Linked DNA regions of Homo sapiens: region 1 is linked to region 2. The links are chromatin contacts, found by Hi-C or POLR2A ChIA-PET in ENCODE. All regions are on one chromosome and are shown on one strand. The core of a region is the stretch at or near the end of the contact, and the rest is flanking DNA. Distances in the headings are between cores, read along the strand shown. Region 1 overlaps FCHSD2 (FCH and double SH3 domains 2). Region 2 overlaps FCHSD2 (FCH and double SH3 domains 2).

Region 1 (5,287 bases), core at 2,293-4,792, 39 kb before region 2:
TAGAACATTGCCATTATTCCAGTTCATCTCCTGTGGCTGTTTGAAGTCAGTCTCTACTTTTATCCTGAGCCCAAAGTAACCATCAGCTTTATGTCTCTCTAAAATTGCCTCTTCTGGACGTATCATACAAATGTAATCATATGGTATGTCTCCTTTCTTGTCTGTCTTCTTTCGCTTAGCAGATATTTTTGAGGTTCTTACATGTTTTACTATGCATCATTAATTTATTCCTTTTTATTGGTGAGTAGTGTTTCTTGGCACAGATATATAACATTTTGTTTATCCATTCACCAACTGGTGAACATTAGATTGCTTCCCATTTTCCCATGTTTCAAATTTGGTTATTAGGTATAATGCTGCCTAATAACCATATTAGTCTTTATTTAGACATGTTTTCATATTTCTTGGGTATGTACTAAGAGTAGAATTTTCACATCATTTGGTGATTTTATGTTTAACATTTTTTTGTTTGTTTTTGAGATGGGTTCTCACTCTGTTGCCCAGGCTGGAATAAAGTGGTATGATCATGGCTCACTGCAGCCTCGACCTCCCGGGGGCTCAGGTGATTCTCCTATGTCAGACTCCCAAGTAGCTGGGACTACAGGTGTGCACCACCATGCCTGGCTAATTTTTGTGTTTTTAGTAGAGATGAGGTTTTGCCACGTTGCCCAGGCTGGTCTCGAACTCCTGGACTCAAGCGATCCGACTGCGTTGGCCTCCCATTGTGATGGGATTACAGGCGTGAGCCACCATGCCTGGCCCCCGTGTTTAATGATTTTTTCTTTGTTGATTTTTTTTTTTCTTTTGAGACAGTCTTGTCAGTGGTATGATCTTGGCTCACTGCAAACTCTGCCCCCTGGGTTCAAGAAATTCTCATGCGTCAGTCTCCTGAGTAGCTGGGATTACAGGCACGCACCACCACTCCCAGCTAATTTTTGTATTTTTAGTAGAGATGGGTTTTGCTATGTTGGTCAGGCTGGTCTCGAACTCCTGACCTCAAGTGATCCGTCCTCCTTGGCCTCCCACCATGTTTAACTTTTTAACAAATGATCAAACTGTTTTCCAAATTGACTGTATCATTTTGCATTTCTGCTTTGCATTGTGTTTGCATTCTCGTTTTGCAATGCATGAAGGTTCTAGTTCTAGTAATGTCCTAGCAAATACCTGTCATTGTCTGTTGTTTCTGATAATAACAATTGTAGTGGCTATAATCAATCATTATGAATGGTGCCACTGTGAACATTCTTATATGTATCTTTTGGTGACTATATGAATGTGTTCTATTGGGTATTTACCTAAGGAATGGAATTGTTGTGTCATAGGTTATGTGTTGTTCAGCTTTAGGAAATATCATGAAATGGTTTTCTCAGGTGATTATTGCAATTTACAATCCTGTGAGCAGTGAATGAGAGTTGTTATTGCTTTAAATCCTCACCTATACTTGGTTTTGTCTGTGGTTTTCATTTTAGCCTTTCTGGTGAATATATGATGGTAAAGAATTGTGGGTTTGATTTGCACTTTCCTGATGATTAATGAATTAGAGGAACTTTTCATATCTTGATTGGGCATCTAAATATTTTGTGTTATTAAGTGCCTGTTAAAGTCTCTTGTTGGCTTTTCTCTTATTGATTTATGGTCTTTCTTTCCCTGCCTCCCTCCCTCCCCACTGTCTGTCCGTCCATCCTTGGGACAGGGTCTCACTCTGTCGCCTAGGCTGGAGTGCAGTGGCGTGATCCTAGTTCACTACAGCCTCGAACTCCTGAGCTCAAGTGATCCTCCTACCTCAGCCTCCCAAAGTGCTGGGATTACAGGCATGAGCCACTGTGCCTGGCCAGTTTTACTATCTCTTTATACGTTCCAAATTTGACTCCTTTGTCAGATGTATGTATTACAGATATCTCTGTAATCTCATGTGGAAATGTTTTGTTTGATAGCTTTTTATCTGTTAATGGTTTCTTTTGATGAAAACAAGTTTTTAATTTTAAGGAAATATATTTTTTTTCTTTTATATTCAGTGCTCTCTTTATGTCCTACTTAAGGGTATATTGCTATCCTAAAGTCCACCTTGAGGTGTGTTATGCAATGTTCTGGAATTTTTATTGTTTAATATTTCACATTTAGTTCTATGGTCTTTCTGAAGTAAATTTTCGTATGTGATATTGTATTGGGGTGAGGATTTCATTTTCTATGTGGATATTCAGTTGAAGCATATTTTATGCTTGCACATATGCTTGCACATATTTTATACTTGCACACATAAGTCCTTGCACATACAGAGTTTTATTCTATGATATTATGTAGTCTTGCAAGCATATTTTGTGCTTCCTCAACTGAAAATCCATATAGAAAAGTTTATTTTTCTATATGGATTGAAAAGTTTATTCCCCCTGACTGCACTCCAGCACTGTATTGAAGTGATATTTTGTGGCACATTAGTTAACTGTGTATGTAAGTCTGTTTCTGGACTTTTTATTCTAGTCAACTGACCTATCTTTGAAATATTTTTTTCCCGATATCACACTGTTTTAAGTACTTTGTCTTTATAACAATAAATCTTGATATCTGTTCGTTTAAGATCTTATACTATTATTGCCCTTTATATTTTCTTATAAATTTTAGAATCAGTTTGTTAATTTCTCCCATATGCTGCCTGATATTTTGATTGGACTTGGTTTGAATCTTTAAGTCAATTTAGGGGGAACTGATATCTTAACAAGTCTTCTAGGTACTGTGATTACAGCAATGCTCAAAAAAGAAAAAAAAATCCTTGCACATGTACAGTTTTTATTATTTGATTTTATGTGGTCTTCCAGTTAAATATATTAACTTCTTTCTCTTCAAAGCCACTTATATGGCATTATGGCCAACTGGAAAAGAATGACTTTTATAGAAAAAGAATAATTTTATAGAATTATTACGAGGAATGTATATTGTTATCCTCTGTGCAAAGGATTGATTGACTAAAAAGATTGAGCGTTTGTGAGGTTTACAGAGCATACAGGTGAGCCATCCTAAAAGAAAAATATTGTGAAGGAAATTAATTCAAGTGGGATTGATCGTATGACAGCAATTTGGAAAATTTTATCTCAAGCACATGCAAAGTAAACTTGTATTACCTCTTTAGGGCGATGTTAGAAGAAAGAAAGAAAATAATATTGCAAAACCTTGCTTATATAATTGGAGGAATTCAAGCAGTGAACTTTTTCAAGTTGCTTGGTAGTTTCAGTTTCCTACAAGAGTATTAATGTTTTATTTTTAAGTATGGTTTGTGAAGTTCACTTTGTAATTCTCCAGAAGTAACAGATGTATTGCATATCTGTTTCTACAAATGACAAATGTATCTGTGAAAACAGAAGTCATGTAAGAATAACTGAGCAACATTAAATATTAGGGAACAATCAAGTCTAGCTTCTGACTGCAATTAGCTAACCACTGAGGTGTTGGTAAAATCATTTGCAGTACTCAAACTGAAATTGCTACAGGCAAGTGCTGTGTATTAAAGTACTTCCTGTAGTCTTTGGCAGAATGCTGCTAGTGAAGGAAGGATACAGAAGGTTACTGTGGCTGGAGAGAAGGAGCAGGAAAACATTGTGGACTTTAAGGGCGGCTCCTTGCTTAAAGACAAACACAGAGTAAACACAGACATGTTGGCAAATACCCTGTGGTATTTATACTGTTGCACCTAAAATTTTTTGCTATTTTTACTCTTTTAAGAAATAAAATTATGAAGACTTGGGCATACTATACAAGAAGTTAGTGTTATGTGCATGTGGTGGGGGTTCTTTTTTGGTGAATTTCATCTGCATAGAAACTTAAAAATGTAGCTTAATTTAGCGGTGTGTGGTTACTTTTCTGTCTAATGCTATTAGAGATTAATGGTGAATATATTTGGAGCTTTTCTTTCTGCCAATCTTGTCCTATAGAACAAATAAGGAGACAGGATAACTATCACAATAGGACGTCCACCAGGGCAAAATTGAGTATTATTTTCTGTGTCCTGTTTTGTAAATTACTTTTTAAAATCTTACTGTTTATTTTTATTTCATTTTTCCTTATCTTATAACAGTGTTTAGAAATTCATATAGAAGGAAGAGCAGATGGAGTCCTCTCCTGAAATAGTTGGTACAGTTTGATTTTTAAGTTTTTAAAAACTTCATTAAAGGAAGTTTTAAAAAACTTCATTAAAAATTTAATTAAGTTTTTAAACTTCATTAAAGAAATGGTGGCTATAATTAAATGTTAGTACTCTTGGGGACATAGATTTGCTAGTAAGTTTCACTTTTTCATGGCTATTCGGTAGCACATCTCGTAAAGGTGTTGAGAGGAAATCATTGTTGATGCTGATCCCCATTATTTTCCTCCCCAAACCTTCTGTTTCTATTAATTAATTTAGTGGTTAGGCCAGGATAAAACAGAGTGGAGAGAGGGGAGAATTCATACTAGATCTGTGATTTTGAACCTTTTGTGTGTGAACATGCCCGTTTTTATTTTGGCTCCTTTTATACAGGACATAGTGGTCTGCGTATGTCTTCACTCATTTGTTGTTTACCTGGTCCCACTGGTTGAGTTTGAGTCCCCTGCCCTGACCGCTGATCAAAAAATAAGATTTTTTATAGGCACCTCTGTCTTAACCTCTCTATATCAGTTTATGCTGTGGACTCTTTCTCTGTATTTTGGGTTAAAGAACATATATTAAGATCATGTGTCAGGCACTGTTCTAAGCACTTTACATAGATTAACTCATTTATGTTTTCCCTATAACCTTTGAGGGATACAGTAGTTACTGTTATTCCCATTTTATAATTGTGGACACCAAGACAAGAAACCTGTGTTTCACTCTGTCCATTTCCCTCCCTTCAAATAATCTACTACTGGACACTTTTTTTTGTCTTTTTGTTGAGATGGAGTCTCATTCTGTCGCCAGGCTGGAGTGCAGTGACATGATCTCGGCTCACTGCAGCCTCTGCCTCTCAGGTTCAAGCGATTCTCCTGCCTCAGCCCCCCGAGTAGTTGGGACTACGGGCACACACCACCATGCCCAGCTAATTTTTTTTTTTTTTTTGTATTTTTAGTAGAAACAGGGTTTCACCATGTTGGCCAGGATGGTCTCAATCTCCTGACCTCGTGATCTGCCCGCCTCGACCTCTCAAGGTGCTGGGATTACAGGCGTGAGCCACTGCGCCCAGTCCTGGACACATTTTAAGAGAGACATTGGCAGTCTGAGGTGCATCCAAAAGATGACCAAAGTTGGTGGTGGGGTTGGAAATCATGCTTTTTGGGAAAATGG
Region 2 (4,811 bases), core at 759-3,258:
CATTTTACAGTTGAGGAAACTAAAGCTCAAAGTGACTAATGAAATTATTTTCAGTGTCAATTTATAAATAAATAGTAGAGCTTGGATTTGAACCCACATTTATTTGACTCCAAAGACCGATATAACGTTGTGAAATATTGTACAAAATAGTGATTATGAAGCTTGGGTTTTTTTTTTTTGTCTTTTATTTCCTATACTTCTTTGGTTGTTTCTTACCCTTCACACATTTCAAAATTATTATGTTGGCTCCAATACTTTAATGTTTCTAATTGTATATTTTTCTTCCTTTAAAACCTGCCCACAGGTCAACTCCACTGGGAAGCTTGGAAGTCAAATGACCCATGTTCTAATCCCAGTTTTACTACTGGTTCACTTTGAGCCCTGTCCAAGCCAGTCTACTCTTAGCCTTTAGTTTTTTCAACTAAAAGTAAGAAGTTTGCTTAAATATTTGATCATTCTTGTTTTAACAACATTAATAAAAACTGGGCGAGGAGTGGTGGCTCACGCTTGTAATCCCAGCACTTTGGGAGGCTGAGGTAGGCGGATCACAAGGTCAAGAGATTGAGACCATCTTGGCCAACATGGTGAAACCCTGTCTCTATTAAAAATACAAAAATTAGCTGGGTGTGGTGGTGCACGCCTGTAGTCTCAGCTACTCGGGAGGCTGAGGCAGGAGAATTGCTTGAATCTGGGAGGCAGAGGTTGCAGTGAGCCAAGATCGCGCCACTGTACTCCAGCCTGGTGACAGAGCGAGACTCCATCTCAAATAAATAAATAAATAAATAAATAAATAAATAAATAAATAAAAACTGAACATTTCAGTACTGTTCAGTACTTAAAATAGCATTTGGCATATTGTAGAAAATTCTCAGTAAGTACTTATTGAATAGATGAAGGTATTAAGCACTTAATGTATGCCATACATTGGGCCAAGTGCTTTATAAACACTGACTCATTTGCTTAGCAACAATGAAGTAGGTACTATAACTATCTTTATTTCTGAGATGAGGACATCCAAGATAAAAACAAGTTAATGGCCAGGCGCAGTGGCTCATGCCTGTAATCCCAGCACTTCGGGAGGCCAAAGGTGGGTGGATTGCTTGAGCTTAGGAGTTCGAGAACAGCCGGGCAACATGATGAGACCCCCGTCTCTACAAAAAATACAAGCCAGGAGTAGTGGTGCGTGCCTGTAGTGCCAGCTACTCTCTTGAGCCTGGTGGGTGTGGAGGTTGCAAGTGAGCCAAGATCGCGCCACTGCGCTCCAACCTGGGTGACAGAGCGAGACCTTGTCTTAGTACGTACATACATACATACATACATACATACATACATACATACATACATACATACATAAAAATAAAAACTAAAAACAAGTTAAATAACTTGTCAAGGTCCAGGAGTTAAACCTGAGAATGTGTGTCTGTGCTCTTAACCAGTATACTAGTTGTTCCCAATAGTGGCTGCATATCAGAATCACCTGTGAAGTTTGTTAAACTATCAGTGTCTCAGCCCCACCTCTAGAGTCTGACTCAGCAGGTGACATTTATCCTATAGTACTTTAGCTGCCTGTGGAGTGACCTTTTTAAAGGTACTACTTTGCACCCAGAGGATTTTCAGTTGTGTTGTTGACAGACAGATTGACAGTCTTGGTTCTTTTGACTTTTAGTCCTTCTATAATTTATTTTCTTTTGCTGCTTCGAAGTTCTGGTCAAAATTCACCTGATCCTTAATAAGTAAATTGCAATGCTCTATTTACTTTTACTTTAAAATTTGCAGGTCATTTTGTGCAAATAAGTTTATTGAAGTTGAAAAAAATTGGGAAACTTCAACAATGTAGGCGATGTAGTATCAAGAGTTAAAGCTTACTTTGACTGACTTTTTCTTTACTATGAGTATAAATTTGCTGAGTTCTGAGTATTGTGTTTTATTGATGTGGTTCCTAACTTGAGATGTTTTCACAAGAGTGGAAACTTTGATCTCTATTTCCTTGGTACAGGCTCAGCCTCTGGTACCGAATTTTAACATTAGTAACAGTTTCTGGTGTGTAATCATTTGTGTTTTAGGTTAGACAGCTGGAAATTGCTTCTTTCAGGAAGAGGAACGTTTTTGCATGTTTGTGTGCTACCAAAGTCAAATCAGACAGGCTACATGAGAATTTCTAGCTTCATGTTTTGAAGTAGGTGTGAGCACTTGGTCTTAAAAGGCTTTTAAAAAATTCCACTTTAACGTATCTGTAAATATATTTAAAGAAAAACCTTAAAGGGGAGGGAGAGCATTAGGACAAATACCTAATGCATGTAGGGCTTAAAACCTAGATGATGGGTGGATGGGTGCAGCAAACCACCACGGCACATGTATACATATGTAACAAACCTCCACATTCTGCACATGTATCCCAGAACTTAAAGTATAATAAAAATAATTTTTTAAAAAAGAAAAACTTTAGAAAGAAAAAAGCAACTCTTAAAAAAAGATGATATATTTGCTATCGGTATTAAAATTGTCTATTATATTTTCATGATTTCTATTCGTAATAACATGATAAATAAAATTTCTTTAAAACAACATTATTGAATGTTTCTGTGTCATAAGCGTTGTTTACCATCATGTTTCAACTTCAAGTCACGTCATCAAATAGGTAAATACAGTATACTAGTTGTTAACTGGGATGTGGGAAAAAACCTACTTAACCTAGTTAGCTTGGTGTCTTATCCAAGAATACTCATAACTAATTCACAGCAAAGGCAGTACAGTACTCAAACTCAAGTGTTGACTTCAAAGTCCTGGTCTTTTTACTATTGCCAATAACCATAAATTATATAAATTTGTATAGAATTCCATAGTTTGAGTATTTAATTAACATAGTTTTATCCTGGTTTGGGAGTGTGGATATGCTTGTAGTTGCTTCATATCTTTTAATGTTAGAGGAATATTCTTGTGGAAGATGTCTTGTGTAGCGCCCTATAATTCCTCCATTTCTGTGCTACATCTAGTAGATCTAAAATGTGAGGGGTCAGAGTATGTTTATAAGCGGAGACCTTAGAGATTACCTGTTTCTGTCTCTTCTGTTCATAATTCTAAAATTCTTTGCACTAAAACTTGTCCCATTTACATCTCTTTGCCTCCATACTGTGCATATCATCTTTGGACAGGACTAGAGTGGTAGCCTCCTATGGGTCTCCCTGACTGTAGTCTAACTACTTTTTTTTTTTTTTTGAGTCGGAATCTCGCTCTGTTGCCCAGGCTGGAGTGCAGTGGCGCGATCTCAGCTCACTGCAACCTCCGCCTCCCGGGTTTATGCCATTCTCCTGCCTCAGCCTCCCGAGTAGCTGGAACTACAGGTGCCCGCCACCATGCCCAGCTAATTTTTTATATTTTTAGTAGAGACGGGGTTTCACCATGTTAGCCAGGATGGTCTCGATCTCCTGACCTCATGATCCGCATGCCTCAGCCCCCCAAAGTGCTGGGATTACAGGTGTGAGCCACCGCACCCGGCCAATCTAAGTACTCTTAATCCATGTTTCCCACACTGCAGCTAGAATGATTTTTAAATCACATTTTAGTCTGATAATGGCACTGCACTGCTCGCAAGCTTGATTTCCTGTTGTCTTAAGGTAGTCCAAACATAAATCCTTGTGTGATATAGCCCTTACTTATTCAGTCTCACCTTTAAGCCATTCTCCCTTTTACAAGCTCCATGCCAGCTTGTATGAAGTTTCTTGAAGGGGCTATGTTCCCACTTGCACCCCACCTCTCGTTACAGGCTCTTTTTTTTTAGATGTCAATTTTCATTTCCTTTGGGGAAGCCTTCCCTGACTCGATCTCTCTGCTTTATGTTCCCATATACTTTCCTGTTGTAATACCTACACCAAATGGTGACTTCTTGAGTTTTTCCTCTTTGTTGTGCTTTTTTTTTTTCAGTTAGGAAGGTAATAAACATTTGCTTTAAAAATACTGAGCAATTAAGTGATAGAAATAGGCCAAGCATGGTGGCTCACACCTGTAATCCTAGCACCTTGGGATGCCAAGTCGGGAGAATCACTTAAGGCCAGGAGTTTGAGACCAACCTTGGCAATAAAGTGAGACCCTGTCTCTATAAAAAAATTAAAAAAATTAACCAGGCAATGCACACCTGTAATATTAGTTTCTTGGGAAGCCGAGGTGGGAAGATCGCTTAAGCCCAGGTATTTGAGGCTGCAGTGAACAATGATTGTGCTGTTGTACTCCAGCCCGGGCAACAGAGTGAGACCCCATCTCTTAAAATAAAAAAACATTGAACAATCCAGTGGTATAAAGAATAAAAACTAAAAGCTCTTACTTTTGAACCTCATTTCCAAGTTCATATGTATTCTAGAGTATATATGCTTACATGTTTTTTAAATTAAAATAGGACCGTGCTATTCATTTTTCTGCAGCTTATATATTTTTATTAAATATTTGAGACTATATAGCACATTCTCTTTAATAATTGTGTAACATTGCAGCATACTGATGACCATAATTTAGTTAATAGTTCCTCTTGGTGGATATTAATTTTTTAAATTAATCCCTGGCAGAATATACATACCAGAAGAACATTGATAATACCCATAATGTTTATTGCTATTCCCCCAGCATCTAATACAGTGCCTTCCCTATAGAAAGCACTTAATAAAACTTGTTAAGCAATGCATATGCCTTTTCCAGGCGAAAAGGCTGCTGTGCCAGCTCTTACCTGATTTGTGTTGGTTACCTGTAATGTATCAGTTCATATCAATGGTGAGAAATAGAATAACGGGAGTGTGGACTGGCCTTGGAGTCAGAAGGCTTGG

What was found. Hi-C counts contacts between places; a loop is a spot of excess contacts on that map. ChIA-PET counts read pairs that join two places held with the same protein, here RNA polymerase II (POLR2A). Pooled maps may share reads with other maps.
Region 1: a loop to region 2 is called in a map of PC-3, with 7 times the contacts of the local background. The contact joins two enhancer-like sites. A Hi-C loop is called at or near these places in 3 of 168 maps with a recorded cell type or tissue (B cell, CD4-positive, alpha-beta memory T cell and PC-3), 14 of 37 single-sample maps with no recorded cell type and 10 of 50 pooled maps. POLR2A ChIA-PET finds 5 or more read pairs at or near these places in 4 of 52 experiments (GM12878, OCI-LY7, T-cell and 1 more).

What each region holds. Positions count from the first base shown.
Region 1 is chr11:73,071,311-73,076,597 of GRCh38, reverse strand. The region is part of intron 3 of FCHSD2 (FCH and double SH3 domains 2); the gene reads left to right. Among named protein-coding and RNA genes, the nearest start is that of FCHSD2, 68 kb to the left of the region's middle. Within about 2 kb of position 3,542, at least 8 of the 41 ENCODE cell types and tissues checked have a DNase peak (open chromatin) inside an H3K27ac peak, as active enhancers do.
Region 2 is chr11:73,031,693-73,036,503 of GRCh38, reverse strand. The region is part of intron 3 of FCHSD2 (FCH and double SH3 domains 2); the gene reads left to right. Among named protein-coding and RNA genes, the nearest start is that of FCHSD2, 110 kb to the left of the region's middle. Within about 2 kb of position 2,008, at least 3 of the 41 ENCODE cell types and tissues checked have a DNase peak (open chromatin) inside an H3K27ac peak, as active enhancers do.